2 separate regions of the Homo sapiens genome follow, and region 1 is linked to region 2. Evidence: read pairs that join two places in POLR2A ChIA-PET (ENCODE). Cell type or tissue: HepG2. All regions are shown on one strand. Links, peaks and the distances in the headings refer to the core of each region. The heading gives the core; the rest is flanking DNA. Region 1 overlaps GRK5 (G protein-coupled receptor kinase 5). Region 2 overlaps GRK5 (G protein-coupled receptor kinase 5).

Region 1 (11,152 bases), core at 2,210-10,209, 140 kb before region 2:
GCGGTGGCTCACGCCTGTAATCCTAGCACTTCGGCAGGCCGAGGTGTGTGGATCACTTGAGGTCAGGAGTTCGAGTCCAGCCTGGCCAACATGGTGAAACCCCATCTCTACTAAAAATACAAAAGTTAGCTGGGCATGGTGGCATGCGCCTGTAGTCCCAGCTACTCAGGAGGCTGAGGCACGAGAATCGCTTGAACCCAGGAGGCGGAGGTTGCAGTGAGCCGAGATCACTGAGCCACTGCACTCCAACCTGGGCAACAGAGTGAGAAGCAGTCTCAAATTAAAAAAAAAAAAAAGAGAGAGAGAGAGCGATCAATTCGAGAGGGAGCCCTAGAGAGGTCATACAGGCCTGGACCTTGAAGGAGAGAGAAGCTGGACTGCAGGGCCAGCGCCTGGAGGACAGAGTCAGCACTGAACAGAAAGGGAGATGCTGTTCGGAGTCAGAGGGACTAGTGAAGATCATGGGAAATAAGCAGGAACGGCTGGCAGGAATGCTGCCGTAGCTTGAGGCTGACCCCCTCCTGGGGCAGCTATCAGTGGCTGAGTTATCAGCCCCGAGGATGGCGTCGCCAAGGCGGCTGCACCTGCTCTCCCGGCACTGCTCCCTGCCTCTGCACCATGAATGACTGACGTGAGGAAGGGACATCATTTCCTGCATCAGTGCGAAACTCCAGATGTTTGAGGCTCTGGTTCCCAAAGCATCTCCCTGTATTAACATCCCTTGTTTCAAGTGTCAGGGTGGAGATGGAATCAGTTGTACTTGGCTGGTGCCCTTGGAGGCACCCAGGGATGAAGCGGGACTGAAAGACCATGAAATCAACTCAGAGCTACACCCAGAGGCCTCCCCAGAGCCACCGATAATCCTTTGCCCCGCGTCACCCTGGGAACTGTCCAGAAACACAGGCCTGATACTCGTTCAGAGATTCAGGAGTGAGACGGCGGAGGAGGTGGAGATCAGAGGACCCTCCAGGAAAGACCCCTCAGGGCTCAGCCCTTCAACCCACTCATGGCACAGATGGGGAAACTGAGAGAAGGGGTCCCCTGCAAGTCACTTGCTGGCCCATGGCGGGGCCAGGATTGGCACCTCTGACTGGGAGGCATGGATCTGAGTGGTATAAGCCCTTAACCAGGTATCCTGAGCCAGCCCTCTAGGAAGGACATGGCTTTGGCCTCCTTGGCCCCAGTCAAAACCAGCTGGCCCCCATTTCACAGCTGGGAACACTCACATCTAGCAATCTCAGCCGTGGCGTCTCTGCCACCCACTGCCTCCTCTCCATCCCCAGCTGACTACCCTGGTTTGGAGAATTCTCTTCTCTTGTTTGGACTATTGAGGAGGCTCCTCACAGGTCTCTGCTACTCTTTGCTCTTTCATTTGACACAATGGTCCCCAAAGGAGTTTTTCTGCACCACACAGCATCAGCGGCCCCCAATGCCTATAGGACCAAGTCTAGTGGCTTCTTAGACCTGGCCCCCAACACCCTGCCCGACCTGCTTCCCCTTTTCTTCCCCTGCTCTCCAGTGCTCTGGCCCCACACTGGCTGTTTCCTGGGCGAGCTCCAGCTTTCTGGCTACTGGACCTTTGCTTGGTCCCTTCGTTCCTTCCCACCCCTTCATGGCATGTCCAAACCCCACCCAGTTCTTTAGGACCTGCTTCTGACATAACCACATCTAAGATGATCCTCCCAGCAGGCAGGACCGTTCTTCCAGCCTCACCTCCTGGAGAAGGCTGCTACGATCATTCTCATCATCACTGCCATCACTGCCATTTCTTTTTTCTTTTTCTTTTTTTTTTTTTTTTTTTTTTGAGACAGAGTCTCACTCTGTCACCCAGGCTGGAGTGCAGTGGCACAATCTTGGCTCACTGCAAGCTCCACCTCCCAGGTTCAAGTTATTCTCATGCCTCAGCCTTCTGAGTAGCTGGGATTACAGGCACGCCCCACAACACCTGACTAATTTTTGTATTTTTAGTAGAGACGGTGTTTCACCATGTTGGCCAGGCTGGTCTCAAACTCCTGGCCTCAAGTGATCCACCTGCCTCAGCCTCCCAAAGTGCTGGGATTACAGGTATGCGTCACCACACCCGGCCATCATTGCCTTTTCTTGAGCACCCACTTATGATATGCCAGGTCCTAGGAGCTTTATGTGGAGTAACCTTGTTTGATCTTCTTAAGATAGGTTTTATTATTCTTACTGTCCTCACTTCACAGGCGCAGAAATAGGCTCAGAAGTTAAGTAACTTGCTCAAGGGCACATAGTTGGCCTGGGAGCAAAGACAGGATTCAAACCTAGGGAATCTGGCCAGAGAACCTTATCCCTGAGCACCAGCATGTACTCCAAGGATGCCACATTCCTTCCTAGACAGTGTGCAGGAGGATGTGGTGTTGAGGAACAAGCCCTCCCTGGAGGCCCATGGGGGCTGGATAAGGAGGTGCGGTGGACTCTGTGTGTTTTGACCAATGGTGTTTGTATAGTGCTGTCATGTGTCTCTCTCTCTCACACACACACACACGCTAACGTCCAACATATGCTTCACTTCAGTAGAGGAAAACATCCCACTGAGGAGCTCCGCGCTCATTAGCCATGGTTCCGTCAGTGGACAAAAGGTCGGCCCGGGAGACTGTCCACTCTATCTCCAGACGCAAGCACTTAGGGCTTAATGATGTGTATATTTTCATATGTGGGCAGCTGACATTCCCCATGTAAACTATTTGCAATTTCCCAACGTGGACAGGCTCAGCTTTCAGGAAGGCTGAGCAGGAGAGAGAGACTCTCTGGAAGAAAGGGGCTCCCAGGGGTCCCCTTCCTTCCACACAAGGGGGCTGCCCTGTTCTGCTGTCATGGGGTGGAGGTCATTTCTTGGGAGGCCACCCTCATTTCTCCTCCGGGGCGGGAACAGAGGAGGGGCACTCCCACAACCATACCCTGGCCGCCCCTTGACCCTCCTCGAGGGGATCTGCGTCAGCTACGGGAAGCCTGGCCTGGGCGGGGGCAGGGGTGGGAGTCGGGTCTTTAGCAGGAGCCAGGGCTGGAGGCTGCTGTGGGCGCCTGAGGGACGGGCCGGCCTAACAGTCACGGCCCCTGAGAGAGGCAGGCGTTGTGCTGGGCCTTGATGTGGGTTTTCTCATAAATTTTTACTCCTGTTGCTCTCCAGAACAACACTGTGAGGTGGGGGCTTACTGTTCCGGGGTCACAGATGTGGAAACAGAGCCCTAGAGAGCTCTGTGAAAGGAGGAATGTGGTCTCATTCCTGCTTATCAGGATGGAATGCAGCACGGCACCAGGTGTGCTGTGAGGGTTCCGCAAATGCCCGCAGACGGAACGCTTAGCAAGTAGCAGACCTGAGACGCAAATCCAGGCCTGCCCAGTTCCAAACCCTGCAATCTCTCCACTCTGCTTTGCTGAATGAACTGATGATGTTCCTGGCACATAGTAGGTGCTCAATATGCTTGTTGGATAAGTGTGTGTGTGTGTGCACGCGCCTGTGTGCATGAGTGTGAACGTTCACAGCAGGAAAGAAGGAGATAGAGAATAGCAGGTCTGTCCACCAGAAGGTCCTTTATGGGGTCATCTGCTCTGCCTCCTGCCTTTGTAACATGCTGGGCCAATCACAGTGCTAAGGAATTTTCTTAATTAAAACCAGATGGAGGGGCCGTGGCCATCTCAGGAAGAAACTGTAGGATAGGGTTGCTGGGTGGGGGAGAAGTGCCCTGGTTCGGGGGTTCCCAGCCTAGGTACCGCCGTGTCGGTCTCATGGTTTCATTTGACCATAGGAGAGAACGCCCTCCTCCTCATCTCTGCAGTAAATTCCCTCTTTGTTTGAGCAACTGGGAGGAAAGTATCTGCCACTTGCTGCCAAGAATCCAGACGAATTCACCATCTGTAAAATCAGGGGCTTAGGCCAGGTGAGCAGGAGGCCTCCAAGTGCTCTTCACACGGCCAAGAGCTCCCCTCGTCTCGCCGAGCTCCGATTCCCTGAGCTCACTCAGCCCTGCTCACCCAGCTGCAGCGACGGGGTCTGGGGTGGGGAAAGCAGAGGGTGGTGGGGCGAATGGGGGCTGTTCCAACCCTAAACCCTGGCTTGCAATTAAACATGCTCATACGGTCACAACCAGAGAAAAAGGTTTGCTGAGCAGCAGGCGCAGAGAGCATTTCCTCACTTGAGGGTTGATTTAAGGCCTGGCTGACAGGAAGAAAAAGCACCATTCTTCCACCTTTTTAATCAAAACCTTCAGGGCCATGTGGAAAAGCCACTGCCACACACCCTCACGTCCGTCTGGAGTGGTTCCTTTCTCTGTCCATGGCCAGGCAGGAGACGTGATCCACAAGCCCCAGACAAGAACAGACCAAAGGAAAGAAGGCAGGGTTTGGTTTTCGGGGTCACTGGGGAGAAAAATAAATCAGTCCGGCCACACGCTCACGAGCTGTGCGGGCTCGTGGCCTGTCCCTCCCTCCACCCTGGGCCTGATGCCAACATCCAGCAGCCCTCGGCCCAAGCACGCCCAGCTCTTCACCGGGGTGTCCTCGTGGTCAGCCCAGGCGATGGACTGCACGGCCCGGGCACCGTGCCAGGCACAGCCCTGCCAGGCAGAGACACACCGGACCGGCAGCCTGTGGGTAGAGGTCCTTGTGATCGAGGCTGGAAGGCTCTCACTGTGCCTCTTTTGAGTTCAAAGGAAGGTGATGCTCACCGTTTCCCATGAAGGTGGGCACAGCCTCCAATCAGAAGCGGATCTGAGGCCGGGCGCAGTGGCTCACGCCTGGAATCCCAGCACTTTGGGAGGCCGAGGGAGGTGGATCACCTGAGGTCAGGAGTTCGAGACCAGCCTGGCCAACATGATGAAACCCCGTCTCTACTAAAAATACAAAAATTAGCCAGGCGTGGTGGTGTATGCCTATAGTCCCAGCTATGCAGGAGGCTGAGGCGAGAGGATTGCTTGACTCCAGGAGGTGGAGGTTGCTGTGAGCCGAGATCGCACCACTGGACCCCAGACTGGGCGACAGAGCAAGACTCTATCTCAAAAAAAAAAAAAAAAAAAAAAAAAAGAAGCAGATCTGCAATGAAGCTGAGGAGGCCGAAGCTTTAGGGTTTTGTTTGTTTGTTTGTTAATTGAGACGGAGTAGTCCTTTATTTGTAGTCCTGGGAGCTACAGAATGCTCTATCTTGGGAGACAGAGCATTTCTACAGAAGCACTTCCGGGAAATTGAGGTCACAGATGAAAAGGATATGAATCTCCAAGCCCTCAGTAATTTGTTGTGATTTCTTTTCTCCTTCTCAATATTCACTTTTGTACCTAACCTCCTATTCTTTTTCTTAAAAAGCATGCTCAGCAAGTTATTTAAGCTTCAGTCCCCCCTCAAAGAAACTCTGGATCTTCCCTTGTCTCCAACTCTCAAAGGGGCCTCTCCAGGGCCCTTCCAGAGGCCATGATGCCTTTAGGAAGATGGCATCCAGTCTGCCATTTTTATCTTTCCTTGGTGAACAGTCCAAAGACCTAGAGTCTAAGGGGTCTCTGGGCTCTCTGGAGTCTTGTGTGTCTGGCGGAGGAGAAAGTGGGAGTGACACCATGACACAGTGTTCAGAAGTAACCAGCATCCACGAAAGGCCTGTGACTCCATCATGGTGCAGACACACACCACCACTCTTGCAACCTCCTTAATTCTTTGGCTGAGGATCTCTTGTACCTCTTTGGTGGTGACCATGAGGGTAGCTGGGTTTTCCACCAGGCCAGGAAGAGACTTCAAGGCATGGGAGCTGTCTTTGTGAGCAGAGGTGGAGGTGGGGCCACTGCTCCAGTGACCAGTCGGAAAGCTTCTTCAGCTGGGGTCCATCAGCCATACGGGTTCCCTGAGTGCCCATTCTGTGCCCAGGCCATGAGGTCCACCCTAAGGACCCCAGAGACCAACTCTGTTGGCCAATGGCAGGAGTTCAAGGTCAGCAAGGACTGCAGGCTGTAGAGTGCAGGTCACAGCCCCTCAGCACCTAGGAGAGAGCGCTCACAGAGGTGGCCTCTTTAGACACAGGTGGCTCCACGGCTGTGGAGAGGTTTGATCATGGCCCAAAGGGTAAAGGGGGTTTAGCCAGGCAATAGGGAGGACCCTTCTATCCTCCAGCTCATGCCATTTGTGCGCTAGGAACTCTTCCAAGACTAGAGCTCTGGATGAATTCACTTTTCCTAATGGCAGAACTGACACTTTTCTAGACCCCTTTCAGATGGTAGGGTTGCACTGAGGATCACAGGCAGACAGCAGGCTCAGGGCTATGAGCAACCAAGTGAGGGCCGTGTGGCTGGGAAGTGCTGGGAGCAAGCCTTGCCTTGGGGCTGCAAAGCGTCGGGGGTGGTTCCAGCCCCTTCACAGTGCCCTGCTGACCTGGTCAGCCTGAGACCCAGCGTGTCATGTTCTCTGGGCCAACAAAGTAGAAAAACCCAGCCCTTCAGAAATAGCTGCAGCCCTTCAAGAAAAATAAAATGGACTGGGTTTGAAAGACCCTGACCCACATTTCCTTTGCTATTCCAGTGGCTTCACAGAAATAAGGAAGAAGTGCGCTTAGGGGTCGGGAAGCGAGGGAAGATATCTTTAAACGCTGGCAGAATTTAACTGGGGGCCCTGAGAGCTGGGCAACTTTAATGAGAAGGAAAGGAAAATACACAGTGACCCTGACCCAGACCCCGACCCTTTACGTCAAAAGCAAAAGACGATAATTAACAAAATGCAATGTGCCCGGACGTGGAGTGAGAGGCCAGCTGAGCTCTGTCAATTTGATAATCCCTGGTCGTGACCCGCAGGCCCAAAGTGTGCAACAGGAGATGACGCACTGTTTACACAGGCCGCGCACGCGGGGGCTCGCGGGACCCGGCGCAGCTGCAGGAGCAGCAGCAGGAGTGGGATTCTTCCTGGCCAGTGGTTTGCATGCAGCCAGCTCCGCTCAGGCCAATGCAACCACATGCAGGTCACTGACACATGGAGCCCAGGCCCTGAGGTGCTGGGGATGTTCACGGTGGGGAAACGGTGGGGAGTGTCCCTCATTCTTTGTGCGTGATAGGCGAGGGCAGGGCCCGCCAACTTTCCTTCTTCCAGAACACCCACCACCCTCCTCAATCCGAAATCATGTTGGATTTTTCTCCAGTGAAGACTTCATCCCTTCGGGCTGCAAAATAAAGGGGTTGGGGGGCAGGGGGCAGGAATCTCCTACGAGCCAGGAAATTCAAGAGAACCTGCCCCTCACCTCAGCCACGTGATGCCACTTCTCTGCCCAAGGTCCACGGATGGGGAGGGCCTGCCAAGCCACAGGGACCAGGATCACTGCCACCCAGGACAGAGTTGGGGGTGCCCTCAGGAAGCCTGTGGCTGAGTCTTCTGTCTGCCGCCACTCCAAAAGAGAGGCATTCTGGACAGGAAACACTATGCACACACATTAAGGACAGGGTCAGAGGCAGAGCCAGCTCTGCCAGCATCAAAGGAACCTCCAATTTTCTGACCTGGATGGTCATGAGAAAGGAAAAAGGACCTAGATGGGCCTGCCCTGGCCCACTGTGAGGAGCTCCAGCAAGGCACATCAGCCTCAAGGGCGTCAGGAGGCGCCAAGATGAAATCAGGCTGTGGGCAAAGACAATTTGTTTTCCAGGAAAGGTTGGTGAGGGGTGGGGTGTGTCTATTTGAAGGACAATTACACAGTCATGAAATATGCCGCGCAGGAGACTGTGACGTGAGAAGATGCTAAGGACACAGCGCAGAGTGGAAGCCGAGGCCCAGGTTGGGGGTCAGGAGCTGGGCTGGGCCCCGGAGGGCGCTGGCATGCACAGCCTCTGGACGTCAGCCCGACACCGCCTCCGGGGCTTGCTCATTCCCCGGCCTTGCTGCTTGCCCCCTGCTACACCTGGGAAGCTGATTCAGTGGGAACTTTTGTCTTTGGTTAACTTTCAAGAAGACAACGCAGAGGAAGAGAAAGATCACAGGCTCCAGCATCGGACAGGCCAGCTTACATTCCACTCTTTTCTTGCTCTTTTTCTTTCATTGTGGTAAAATAGACATAGCATAAACTTCACCATTTCAACCATTTTAAAGTGTACAATTCAGTGGCATTCATTACGTTCATCATGGCAACCATCACCTCTATCTTGTTCCAAAAATATTTATCATCCCAACAGACACTCTGTACCTGTTAAGCAGCAACTCCCTACTCCCTCCCTCCCACGTGCCCCCTGGTAGATGCTAACTTACTTTCTGCCTCTATGGATTTGTCTATTCTAGATACCTCATAGAAATGGAATCACACAATATGTGGCCTTTTATGTCTGGCTTCTTTCAGTTCACATAATGTTTTCAAGGTTCATCCACATTGGGGCATGTATTAGCGCTTCATTCCTTTATATGGTTGAACACTGCAGTGTAGTGATAGACCACTTTTGCTTATCCATTCATCCGTTGATGGATACTTTGGTTGTTGCCATTTTTTGGCCATTGTGATAATGCTGCTATAAATATTTGCACACTAGTATCTGTTTGCATCTGTGTTTTCTGCCTTTTTTTTTTTTTTTTTTTTTTGAGACAGGGTTTTGCTCTGTCACCCAGGATAGAGAGCAGTGGTGCAATCATAGCTCACACTGCAGCCTTGAACTCCAGAGCTCAGGTGATTCTCCCACCTCAGCTTCCTGTGTAGCAAGGACTACAGGCATGCGCCACCATACCCACCTAATTAATTTTTTTTTTTTTTTTTTTTTTTGAGATGGAGTTTCACTCTTGTTGCCTAGGCTGGAGTGCAATGATGCAATCTGGGCTCACCACAACCTCTGCCTCCTGGGTTCGAGCGATTCTCCTGCTTCACCCTCCCGAGTAGCTGGGAATACAGGCATCCACCACCACGCCCGGTTAATTTCGTATTTTTAATAGAGATGGGGTTTCTCCATGTTGGTCAGGCTGGTCTTGAACTCCCGACCTCAGCTGATTTGCCCGCCTTGGCCTCCCAAAGTGCTGGAATTACAGGCGTGAGCCACCACACCCAGCCCCCCAAGTTTTCTTTTCTTTGTAGAGATGGGGGTCTCGCTGTGTTGCCCAGGTAGGTCTCAAACTCCTGGCCTCAAGTAATCCTCCTGCCTTGGCCTCCCAAAGTGTTGAGATTACAGGCATGAGCCACCATGCCCAGCCTCCCTGTTTTCAATTCCCCTGTTTTACCATTATGAGCTAAAGAACTCTGACTGCCTGGGTAAAACAAGGACAATAGTGTCTACTACATAGGATAGTCATGAAGATAGAATGCACTAAAGCTATAAAGCATGTCGCATACAGTAGGTGCTAAATTAATGCTATTTTCTCTCACCTCTTCCACTAAAACCCAGAGAGTTAATGACTTAGTGCTTAACTAGTAGAACTTCCGGCAACAGCCAACTTCTCTGCTTTGCACAGACATTACGAATGTCTCAGCATTTAGACACTTACTGGCTTAAAGAAAAAGCACCTCAGAGGAATTGAAACCCAGCTGCCGGCCATCCCCAGTGGGAGAAGGAAAACCAAGTCAGTAAGCATCCCTTTTGAGGCCTCCTCTCCTTGTTTCTAGCACAGAGTTATAGAAAGCCCCACAAGGAAGATTCCAGTCTCCTCTTCCAAGCTGGGCCTCTCGGGGCCTCAGTTTCTTTATCTAGGAAATGAGGAGTTTAGCTCAGCTCCATGGTGCTTAAACTGGGATCCACAGAACCCTAAATGTTCTCCTCAAAGTCAGAGCCTGGGGAAGGGGAAGGGGAAGCGGAAGGGAGGAAAAAGAGAAGTCCAGCCCCCAGCTTTGTCAACCACAGATCTTTTTATCTGTTTGCACGCTGGGAATCTGCAGATAAAACTGCGTGCGGGGCCCAGAACTGGGCAGCCCCTGAGATTTCCCTGGGCGCCCATCCTGAGTGAGCCTCCACTTCTTGTTATTTTATATGGCTGTGATGAGGACTTAGCAAAACATGGAATATGAAGTTCTAGGCTACAGTAGTAGCTCAATAAATGCTAGCTGTCCCAAGACAGCTCATGAGCACACATGTGGCTTGATTTGTGAATTCCTCTCTCTGCTGCTCCCAGAAGTGGAAGTGGAAGAGGCCCAACCCCTGTCCCTCACTACTGTTGCTTGAGAAAACTCCTGGAAGTCCCTTTCTCAAGTTTTCTTTTCAATCCTCTTCCGCCCTCCAGCCTGTACGCAAGGCTGTGACAGGAAGCTGGAAATGCTGGTAGATGGCCCAGCAGGGGCAGCTGCCCAGCCAGACCCTCTGCTCAAGTGAAGGTGGAGTCTGAGCTCACTAGATTAATTGACAACAGGATGACCTGTTCCGGGGACTGGGAAATGAGGGCCGGGCAATCTCAGTAGAGATGAAGAGCCGGGTCCAGGGCCAGTGTCTGGGACCCCAAGCCCCAGGGAGAATGGGACAGGTACTTGGAAGGGAGCCATTTGCCCAAGCTTCCCATATTTCACACCCTTGGTTGCCCTGGAGATCATGAATTGGTTGGATGATCAGGCAGACTCTAAGCAGGACCAGGGCCATGGACCCCAGGAAGGGAGATCAGGAATGAGCCTGACTCCCAGTCCAGTGCTCTTTGCCCTAGGTCATGCTGTCTCTAACAAAAACAAGCCAGCATTTCCATTTCCATAACGCATCATAGCTAGGAAGCAGAGAGTTAGCCCAGCATCTTCTAAAGATGATGAGAGGTCTTAGGAAGTACAGGGACACAATTAGATAATATTGAATCACTCGGTGAAAAAGTGATTCTCTTTGGATCTCCTGCAAGCCTTCCATCATGAAGTAGAAAGTCGCAGGCAGTGCTACCGTCCTGTCATCAGGGCTCTCACATTCACTAATCTCCTTTAAAATGACAAGGACAAAGCCTTCAGGCTCAGAACCTCAGGCAGACAATAGAGTATCTAGCTTGGATTTAATCTTAATTTTTCCAGTTACCTTTATGTATGACAAATCAATACTGGTTCTCCAGGCATGTTCCTGGTACAAGGTTTCCTTTTAAAACGCATCTATTTTAAGTTAAAAGATAAGTTGATTTAAAGAAAATCGTTGTATAGGTAACTGTTAAGGGTAGTCTGCAAACATGGCCAAAACCACGCAAGTGCTAGAGAATGACTGATGGCCACAAGCACAGGTAGGCGCCATTTTTATCAGCCCCATACTCA
Region 2 (11,152 bases), core at 1,812-9,811:
CAAGAAAACCAAAAACACTCTCTGATTTCACTTTTAAAACGTCAGTGTGGCAATTCCTAAGGGATCTAGAACTAGAAATACCATTTGACCCAGCCATCCCATTACTGGGTATATACCCAAAAGACTATAAATCATGCTGCTATAAAGACACATGCACACGTATGTTTATTGCGGCACTATTCACAATAGCAAAGACTTGGAACCAACCCAAATGTCCAACAATGATAGACTGGATTAAGAAAATGTGGCACATATACACCATGGAACACTATGCAGCCATAAAAAATGATGAGTTCATGTCCTTTGTAGGGACATGGATGAAATTGGAAATCATCATTCTCAGTAAACTATAGCAAGGACAAAAAACCAAACACCACGTGTTCTCATTCATAGGTGGGAATTGAACAATGAGAACACATAGACACAGGAAGGGGACTGTTGTGGGGTGGGAGGAGGGGGGAGGGATAGCATTAGGAGATATATCTAATGCTAAATGACGAGTTAATGGGTGCAGCACACCAGCATGGCACATGTATACATATGTAACTAACCTGCACATTGTGCACATGTACCCTAAAACTTAAAGTGTAATAAAAAAAAGAAAAACTCACCATTTACAACAGAGTCTGAGCTGCATGCCTTTACAATCAAAACCCAGCGTATCCCAGCTCTGAGGTATGAAACTTTAATCTGGCAAACAGAGGAGGAAGGACACTGAGACCTCCTTCAAACCCAAATGAGGGGGATTCTCAAAACCTCCTGAGGAGCTAGCACAGCTATGGAAAATCGGGTCACTGTCTGTGTTTGCAGTATTGCTTAGCGAGACGGTCCCCAAACTCCTGCGGCCCTCCCTTTCCTCACTGATGTTGAATTCGGAACACTAAGCGCATAACACTCATTTTTACACATGCTCAGCCCTCCCCTTCCTCCAAACGCTGCATTTTTCTTCCAATGAGTAATTTCTGAATGCCTTCCAAACGCACCCATCTAATTTTTTGGAGTCTCATTGGGGTCATCAGTCAGAAACAGCAGCAGCCAAAAGCACAGTATGTCATGACTTTAAAACCATTACTCTGTGTGTGTGTGTGTGTGTGTGTGTGTGTGTGTGCGAGAGAGAGAGAGAGAGAGAGAGAGCGTGCACACGCACAAGCATGCCTTAGAGAATTCAGACTGGACCCCAGTTCCAAAAATCATCATTTATCATAGGAAATAAAGGGTTCACTGTATGTTTTTCTTCCTCTGTATCAATTCTCCTTCATAGTAAAGTGTAATAAAGGAAACACAGAAGTGAGAGGACTGGCTGTCTCAGGAAGTGATAACAGCACCTGAGGCTTTCACCTGGAGGCCCGGTATCCAAGCCTGACCGAGGTCAAAGAGCCAAGGTGGTTCCTCTCTCTGGAGACCTGATCCCATTTCTAGTAGGTCAAGTCCAGGTCACTGCTTGGAGAGGAGAAACCCAAGATACTGATCAACCATGTGCCCTGACACTTTACTCCAGGCGCTTATCCCGTCTGAAACCTCACAGTCAGGAACTTCACTCTGGTGGTAATAAAACCATCACACTCATGAGGGTAGTAATAGAGGAGCCACCACCTACGAAGCTGAGCCCATGTGCCAGGAACCATGCTCCTGGGCCTGCATGCTCTCAATCTTCCCCAAACCCAGAGAGGCTGGGTCTATCATGAGCTCATTTTACAGGTGAGGAAGCTGAGTGCTTAGGAAGCTAGCTTGTGGCTAAACCATAATTCAAATCCCAGGTTCTTACTGCTTTGCAAAATTGCTGTCTCCAAGAAGGTTTAAACTAAAAGGGTCTTTGTTTGCACAGCAACTCTCTCATAACAATAGGTACTTACAGGCCACAAGTGCCCCAGGCCACCCAGTGAGAGGTGGAACCAAGGCTGGAACCCCTGGGTGCTGACTTCCCGATCAGTGTTCCACCCAGAGGGCGCCAGCTCTCTTAAAGGATGTGAAAGCCCCTCAGCTAAGGGGACAGAGAAACCGAAAACTCTAACTTCATTCAACAGGCAAAAATGAATGGACTCCCTTTGCCTCCAGCTGTGGGCAACAGTCTAGAGGGAGAAATACCCAGCCTGCACCTGCACCTCAAGAGGCACAGCAGCATCACTGAATGGAACAAACACCAAAGAACAGCCAAGTAAAGTCAACTGTCCAGAGCCTCCCAGGTTTCTGACGACCCAGCCACCCTATACAAGGCCAAGGTAACATGCAGAGTTCACTGGTTGGTCACCTTCTGAAGGAAGCACAGGTAAGTGCCCTACAGAAGCTGGGAATGGAAGCTAACGCCTGGGATCCCTCTGTACGCCTCTCGCCAGTGCGCTTTTCCTACAATGCCCACATGCAGCCCCACCCCTGAACACTTATCAGTCGCTAGCTCTATTTCCCAGTCTTGTCAGGGTCAGACATCTCAAAAACAAGTATGGTTTATGTTTCTGTACCATGAGGGAAACCACAGTCTCCCATGTCACCGGGTCAGTGTTCTAATCTCGGTGCTGGCCAGCACCCATGTCCCCTCCTCAGCGGCATGGGTGGGTTGGGACCAGTCTCCAATCAGATGCTGATGGCTAACCAAGCTTTGCTTCAAACCAAGCACCTCAGGGCTCTCTCACTTATGACACAAACCCAGCTCTAATGAGCTGAAGTTTAAAAGAATACATAGGCCAGGCGCGGTAGTTGACGCCTATAATCCGAGCACTGAAGTCCAGAGTTTGAGATCAGCCTGGCCAACATGGTGAAACCCTGTCTCTACTAAAAATACAAAAATTAGCCAGGTGTGGTGGCATGTGCCTGTAGTCCCAGCTACTTGGGAGGCTGAGGCAGGAGAATCATTTGAACCCAGGAGATGGAGGTTGCAGTGAGCTGAGACTGCACCACTGCACTCCAGCCTTGGTGACAGAGCGAGACTCCATCAAAAAAAAGAACACATAGGATTGAGGGAAGGAGACTGTGCAAAAATCTCAACAAGAAATAATAGTGACGGCACTGAAAAACCCCAGATACATGGCTCAGCCACTTAAACACCATTAACCAAATCACGAAACTAGGGTTGCAAAGTAGGTGACCCATGGGGACAAAGCTTGGGGAGATGAGTTCCCCTGTGGGTCAAAGCCGCGGCCCATCCACACTTGTGGCCTGAGGGTGCCAAATGTCTCAGCACCTTGGGAGGGCTTGAGAAAGCCTGGGCTGGAGCGTCTGAAGCTAGCACCCTGCCCCAGACATCCATTACACCATGAATAGATCATGGATGAGTTTATGTAGAATATGTTTTAAACGTCACACGTAGCCTGCAGCTCCTGAGCTCACCCTCTGCTGACCTGCTATCCCAAGGCAGGGCAGCAGAATCCCACAAAGCAGCTCCATCTGGAAAAGACCCCATCAAAGCCCCCTTTTAATGCAACCTGTGATGACCACAACCCCCGACACCACCAGCCTCAGAACAGGTGCCAGTGGACACATCTCAAAATCACCTGCTTTATGCCTACAGTGGAGCTGCCGAGGCACCTTCTGGAAATCCACATTCTGTCTACTCATGACCCCATGTAATCTCCTGCTATCCAAATGGGCCTCTCAATGAGGCTTAAGCCATCGCCGGTCTGGTTTTGTTCATATTCCGAGGCATGGAATACGACTGGCTTGTATGTGGTATCAAAGGGGACTATTATCTTTGGTTCCGTAAAAGAATCCTAGAAGGACTGGGGAGGACTTGGAAGGCGTCAGAGAGGGACTGCCACCTCCCTGCCAAGGGGCTAGCCAGCTTCTGCTTGAAGCCTGCTCAGAGCCAGAATCAACCCTCAGCCTGCGGAGTCCCCTCCACAACGGGCTGGCCTCCCTGTCCCTCCAGGTCTATCAATGCGAGAACAAGTGACACAGACAACTGTGAATATCTGACAGGTCAGGCCTTAAGGACCATGACACCTCCTCTGCTCCCCACTCCAGATTCTGTGGTATTTCCAATGCTCAGCTCATGGGTCAGGGCAAAACCTCTACTATGCAGGGCTCTGTGCTAGGCCCCGCCCAAGCTCTTCACAAACACTAGCACACTTAATGCTCGCAACGACCCCATGAAATAGAGATCTCATCCACTCAGTTTCTTGTTTCTTTCTTTCTTTCTTTTTTTTTTTTTTTTTTGAGATAGAATCTTGCTCTGTCATCCAGGCTGGAGTGCAACTGCATGATCTCGGCTCACTGCAACCTCCGCCTCCCAGGTTTAGGTGATTCTCCTACCTCAGCCTCCTGAGTAGCTGGGATTATAGTCACCCGCCATCATGCCTGGCTAATTTTTGTATTTTTGTAGAGACAGGGTTTCACCATGTTGGCCAGTCTGGTCTTGAACTCCTGACCTCAGGTGATCCGCCCACCTCAGCCTCCTAAAGTGCTGGGATTACAGGCGTGAGCCACCACGCCCGGCCTCATGCACTCAGCTTTACACATGAGAAAAGCTCTGAGTAACAAGTAACACATCCAAGCTCACACAGCTGGTGAGAGCAGAGGCCAGGGTGCAAACCCAGGACCGTCCCATTTAGCATCTATGCCCTGAGCTACCATGCGATTCAGCCGGCACAGGGTCCCATACAAGGCAGAAGTTCAGAACATTTGGAACCATCTCTGCTGAACGGGGCATCACCACTACATCTAGGAGGGCCGCGTCAGCCTACAGGGCCAGAAATCCAGGTTCTATTCCTAGCTCAAGGGGGCCCGCAGGAAGGCTCTTCCCAGCAGAGTCATGAGACTGTGGCAAGCCCACAAAACAGGGCCCCACAGACAAGGAATAAGAGTAGGCATCATGCCAAATGATTTCCACAGATGAACTCCTTCAGCCTCCCGAGTACCTACGAGGTTAGTGCTGTCTTCACAGATGAGGAAACACACACATATTAGGCAAGCAACTTCCCCAACGTCACACAGCTAATCAAAGTGCTGGAGCTGGGACTGGCAACTCCAGAGTCACGCTCCAGAGTCCACCTGCTGCTAAACCTCGTCACCAACCTAGTGCTCACACACCTGTTTTTCCCTGACGAGTCAAAGGCCCCACGTTCCCCTCTTCCATTGCCAAAGGTGGCGACAAAACCCCGCACACACCAGCCCAGCACTGATGGGGTGAGTCATTTACGAGCTCCGGACCATCCAAGGTCTTCAGGTTCAAGGAGCTGGTGACTCAGTGCAGCCACCCCGTCCAGGGCTCCAAATTCCTCTTTGTCAAGTGTGCAGATCTGTATATGCTAAATGTCTGTTTACTAGAGCTAAACAAAGAAGTCAATGCAGGCAAACAAAATCTGTAGGAAACACATTGTTTCAGCCAGTCTCTGGGACAGCAAACAATAGAAGGCAAAAGGCTATGCAGAGAACTTGGTAAAGAGAAACTGCCTTGGAGTTCCCAAACCTGCAGACCCTTGATTGTGTTGGCAGCTCGAGGGGATGAGAGAGCCTCTAAAGAGGCCAGGCGTGTCTGAGAGGGCCTCTCTGAATGACCAGCGCCCAAAGGGCGTGGAGGATGTGGCTGTACACGTGTGGCCCGGGCAGGTTTCCGGTGAACACTCCCTCCCTAACGGCGCCGGCGCCACCCCAGGTCCTGGTGCTATCTGACAGTGTGAGCTTACTTACGAAAGCCCGGTCTGCTATTCAGTCACTTCTAGGCGGGTCCTGTTATTATTATTAACAAAGATAAGATTACGACTAATAATAACACTCATGACATTTAAATGCATTTCATCCTATCGCTTCAGCCTTGCTCTCTGAGGTAGGGTAGAGTTCAAATTCCACATTTGTGTTCCGCCAGGGGCCCAGCATGCCAACTCACTCAAACACAGATGAAATTTCCAGAGCTTTCTTAAGAATGAAGTGAGTTTTTTTCCTTTGCACTAACGTGCCAAGCACACTGCAGTTTGAGCTGCTGGAAGGAAAATGCCTATTGTTACACCTACAAAACCCTACTTAACTCTCAGCTTCACACCTCTCAGGAGAAACTGCTGAAAATCTCCTAGAGACTGCCCCCCAGCTAATTTGTGCATTCCCCCAGCATTTGAGGGTCTTCTGCAGAGAGGGCTGTGGGCCGCATGACAGACCTGCACCTGCACAGAGCAGCTTATGGGCCTGTCATGGAGGTGAACAATTGTCCCCTGGTTTCTTAGGGGATTGGTTCTGGTGCCCCCCTCAGATGGCAAAGTCCATGGATGCTCAAGTCCCTGATATAAAATGGTGTAGTATTTGTATAAAGCCCATGCATATCCTCCTATACACTTTACATCATCTCTAGATTACTTCTAATACCTAATACAATGTAAGTGCTATGTGTATACAGTTGCTATAACGTATTGTTTAGGGAATAATGACAAGGAAAATGTTTGTACATGTTCAGTACAGACCCAAGCATCCTTTTATTTCTGAGTATTTTCAATCTGCGGTCAGTTGTATCCACAGATGTGAAAGTTGCAGATACAGAAGGCTGACTGGACATCAATGAAGGTACAATTACACATTTTGGTGACAAGTGGCAAAGAGATGAACAGAGGACTGTGATGAAGAATGGCAGGGCTGGCAGTGGGCTGCAAAGGAGCCCTGCTAGTTAGGATGCAAATAACAGGCCCCCAAGAAGGTAATATTTATGCCCAACCCTGAATGCCAATGAGCAGTGAAGGAATGTGGAGAGGAGAGCACGGGACTCTGGGCAGAGGGAACAGCAATAGGAAGGTACATTCAAGGTACTCCAAGGAGGCTGGAGGAGCAGACAAAGTGTGGGGGACTGGCACAAGGCCCCCTCCCTCCCAAAGGCCAACACCCCAGGCTTTGGAGCTGGCTGGCCCCCTCCAAGGTGGCTCTGAGAAAGAGGCTTGGAGAGCCAACTCAGCAACTTTTTTTTTTTTTTTTTTTTTTTAAGATGGAGTCTCACTCCATCTTGCAGGCTGGAGTGCAGTGGTGCGATCTCAGCTCACTGCAACCTCCGCCTTCTGGGTTCAAGCAATTCTCCTGCCTCAGCCTCCCAAGTAGCTGGGATTACAGGAGCACACCACCATGCCCGGCTAATTTTTTTGTATTTTTAGTAGAGACAGGGTTTTACCATGTTGGCCAGGCTGGTCTCAAACTCCTGACCTCAGGTGATCCACCCGCTTTGGCCTCCCAAAGTGCTAAGATTACAGGCGTGAACCACTGTGCCTGGCCATTATATCAGTCTTGACCCTAAACCTAACCCTGACTCCCCAGGATGAGAGCACGCAAAGCTCTCTGAACAGGGCCTACCCACGGAAGCCTCATAATGTGAGCCCATTACAGGGCTAACCACACGGGTGCTGCTACCCCAGGAACCCTCGGCTGCATGTTCAGGGACTATAGGACGTCCTCAGGAAACCCCTTCCATGGGTTTGGGGGCTCCCAACATCCACCTGTACCATTCTTGCTTCTCACGGGAAGTAGGCCACAACTATTGTCTATTGTTTGTTCTCCAGCAAGTCACCCTAACTGTCAGAGAAGAGGCTCGTGCTTCAACAAGCAGGGGGAACGCGTCAGGTCATCAAACTTCCTGTGAAAAGTCCCTCTTTGTTTAGAAAAGATGCTGGTTTGTTTCTATGTTTCTGTTAGAGAACAAACAGAAAGCTGCCTGGAAGAGTCTAGAATGAGGTAAGAGAGTTCCAGTCAGCCAGTGGCAGAGGCCCCCAAATCTACCCTGAGCAGAGAGCAGATGTCATCTGCCTGTGACAGGAAGCCCATGGGAAACAGATACCATCTCCCTCTGGGCCCCAAGGCCCATGGGGACTCCGCTGCAGGGTGAGGGCACCCCCTTTGTTATCTACTCACAAGTCACCCCAGAAGTGAGGACAGCTGGCTCCTGGGCCGTGGTGGATGATGGATGAATCCCACCTTGAGATCAAGGCCTGGAGACAGGGCCAGGGTAGCGTTTCTTAGGCACTAAAGAGGCAGCACCAGTCCAACCCTATTCATTACTAGCTCAGCCTTTCCTCAGTGTCCTGAGATGACGAGAATGATAGTGATGACATTGGGGACAGTGACGACAACTGCCATAACAACTACTGCAACAGCAAACACTTGGTCAGCATTTATCACCTGCCAAATCTCAACAACCCTATTATCGTACCCATTTTACAGATGAAAACACAGAGGCTCAGGGAAATTAAGCTGTCGGAGGTCACATCCTAATTGAATCTCAAAGGAGGTAAGGTTCAAATCCAGCCAGCCCAGCATTCTGGCATTTAACCACTAAATCACACCTCGTCTTGGGCAACAAAAGTAGCAAAAGGAAGGACTGGCGCAAACTGTGGCAGGTCCTCAGACATCAGGACCATCTGCTGAAACCAACGGGGCTGCCCAGGGGCAGAAGGAAGCTAAGCTGGGGCTTCTCCGGCAGTGAATTCTCTTTACACCGGAAAACACTGCATGCAAAAAAACAGAAAAACACTGCTTGGGCTTTGTTTTTAAAATAATCGAATTATGTGTACTCAATTTAACACAAAGCTTGTTCTAAAGTTGACTTTGTTCATTCCATTTTCCCATCTGCTGCTTTAGAAGTTGGTGATGGATAAACAACCAATACAGAAAATTTCTGCATCTAGGCGTGTGCATGGAGCTGTGGGTGAGGCCAGTGTCCACAACAGAGACAGTGAGTGCCAGCCGTCTCTACCTTGTTCCTTGCCATTTAGTGACACACCCTGCAAGTCCCAAACCCCAGTGGGCTCCAGAGAGGATGCTCACTGGGAATCAGCACAAACAAGGGAGACTCCGTCCTCCTCTTCCTCTTGTCCTCAGGAATTGTCTGCTTTTGTCCTTCTCCTCAGGGGACCCCATTTCCTATGAGGCAGCATGTAGGGTTTTGGACCTGGCTGGGCTGTGGGGGGTGGGGAGTGTGGAGGAGCTGGGGTGGAGAGGACCCATCTTCTGACATGGGAGCGCCTCCCTGTTCCATGTCATTGTTTGTGTGGCTGAGCCAGCATGAAACTCCCAACCAAAACCACAGCTTTGAAAACACGTGCAGAGGTCACCTAAGCTGCCTCCCGCCTTTCCTGGAGGACAGTTTGGGTCCACGAGCGGTGCTGGACCTCCTTGCTATAGAACCTAAGGCTGGTTCGGTGCTTTTATTGCCTATCTACCTGCCATGTCCTCAATCCCTAAAACAGGGCCCGTCCGCTGAGCCTCCAGCCCCTTGCCATCCTGTGGAGAGGGCTGCCCAACCCAGGGTGGGAATCCCTTGCCTGGCCACGGTGAGGAGTCTGCTGCCCAAGGCCCTGTTATGACCCCACAAGTATGACCCCAGCTCCCAGACGGGCAATCTGACAGCAGCAGGGGTCATCTAAAGCAGCGCCAGACAACAAAACACAGCTAGGCACGGTGGCTCACACCTGTAATCCCACACTTTGGGAGGCCAAGGTGGGAAGATCGCTTAAAGCAGGGAGTTTGAGACCAGCCTGGGCAACACAGGCAGACCCTGTCACTGCAAAAAGAATTTTTTTTTTTTGAGACAGAGTTTCGCTCTTGTTGCCCAGGCTGGAGTGCAATGGTGTGATCTCGGCTCGCTGCAACCTCCGCCTCGCAGGTTCAAGCAATTCTCCTTCCTCAGCATCCTGAGTAGCTGAGATTACAGGCGCCCGCCACCATGCCTGGCTAATTTTTGTATTTTTAGTAGAGATGGGGTTTCTCCATGTTGGTCAGGCTGGTTAGAACTCCCGACCTCAGGTGATCCGCGCACCTCGGCCTCCCAAAGTGCTGGGATTACAGGCATGAGTCACCGCTCCCAGCCCTACAAAAATAATTTTTTAATTAACTGGGCATGGTGGCACACGCCTGCAGTGCTAGCTACTCAGGAGGCTGAGGCAGAAGAATCACTTGAGCCCAGGAGTTCAAGGCTGCAGTGGGCTGTGATCACAGCACTGCACTCCAGCCTGGGCAACAGAGCAAGACCCTGTCTCCATAAAAAAAAAAAAAAAACTCTTCCCCCCCACCCACCCAACCCCAGCAAATGGCCAAATCCAAGCCTAGTGGGAAATCAGCAGAAGCAATAAGAAAAAGCAGTGAAAGCCTCCTTGACTCCATGAAGAATCCACCTTCCCCGCTTCCTCCTCCAGCCACAGGATTAGACAGCGGGTTCCCTTGGCCAGCCCCACCGGCTTCACTACTTAAACTTCCTCACCCTTGAAAACACCCAAGTTATGAAGGGAAGGAAAAGCCCATTGGAAGGTAGCTGGGTGTTTGGGAAGGGCTCTTCTTGATAACAACCAGCATCATTTCTTTTTTTTTTTGAGACGGAGTCTAGCTCTGTTGCCCAGGCTGGAGTGCAGCGGCGCCATCTCGGCTCACTGCTCACTGCAACCTCCACCTCCTGGGTTCAAGCGTTCTCCCGTCTCAGCCTCCCGAGTAGCTGGGATTACAAGCATGAGCACCATCATGCCTGGCTAATGCTTGTGTTTTTATAGATACTGGGTTTCACCATGTTGGCCAGGCTGGTCTCGAACTCCTGACCTCAGGTGATCTGCCCACCTCGGCCTCCCAAAGTGCTGCGATTACAGGTGTGAGCCTTCGCGCCCATCCAGCCAGCATCGTTCCTAAAATAGGTAAAGAAATCAGACTGCACAGTCCAGGCCTGCAGCTTCCTCCAGTAAACTCCCCAAGACAATGGGCACAACCTCAGGACAGCCTTCTGGGGGAGGCCACAGATGCCCTCTGTCTCCTGGTAGCCTTAGGTTCAGCTGAAGGGATGGGGGTCCTCAGAGAACCTCTCTGTTAGTGGGGCCCAAAGAGGGAACCGAGGCAGCTCAGTCCATGACAGCAGGACCCAACGCAGATCCCAGGGCCCGGACTTCAGCCCCAGGCAGGGACCCACTCCTGAGCAGCCATAGAGGTCTCCTGGCATTGAGTGCGGCTGAGAGGGCGTGTGGCCAGTGGTTCTGGACAAGAACCTGCAGGGCCCAGGGTTTCCCTGGAGGCTCCAAAATGCCTGGAAATATGCATACGCCCTTCCAGAGGAGGACTACTTGCTTTTAGTACAGTGGAGCCCAGGCACTCACTCCAATGGAGGTTGAGAACTCCGACTGTACTGATCAGCTCAGGCTGCCATAGACTGGGTGGCTGAAACAGCAGGAATTCATTGCCCGTGAGTCTAAAAGTTAGGAAGTCCAATATCTAGGTGCTGGCC

What was found. Peaks named below come from ENCODE experiments on the same cell type or tissue, not always from the same donor. Only the 100,000 strongest peaks of a DNase experiment are listed, where the experiment ranks them.
Region 1: POLR2A ChIA-PET joins it to region 2 with 13 read pairs; 4 of 35 experiments call an interaction of 5 or more read pairs at or near these places.

What each region holds. Positions count from the first base shown.
Region 1 is chr10:119,405,734-119,416,885 of GRCh38, reverse strand. All of the region lies in intron 4 of GRK5 (G protein-coupled receptor kinase 5), which reads right to left. Among named protein-coding and RNA genes, the nearest start is that of MIR4681, 33 kb to the right of the region's middle. In HepG2, for the core only: no CTCF peak of the experiment used is centred there; DNase peaks (open chromatin) are centred at 3,215, 6,785, 7,515 and 8,615.
Region 2 is chr10:119,265,570-119,276,721 of GRCh38, reverse strand. The region is part of intron 1 of GRK5 (G protein-coupled receptor kinase 5); the gene reads right to left. Among named protein-coding and RNA genes, the nearest start is that of GRK5-IT1, 63 kb to the right of the region's middle. RefSeq lists enhancers at 7,393-7,642, 7,773-8,002. In HepG2, for the core only: a CTCF peak has its summit at 5,067; DNase peaks (open chromatin) are centred at 5,101 and 5,571; H3K4me3 peaks cover 671 bases.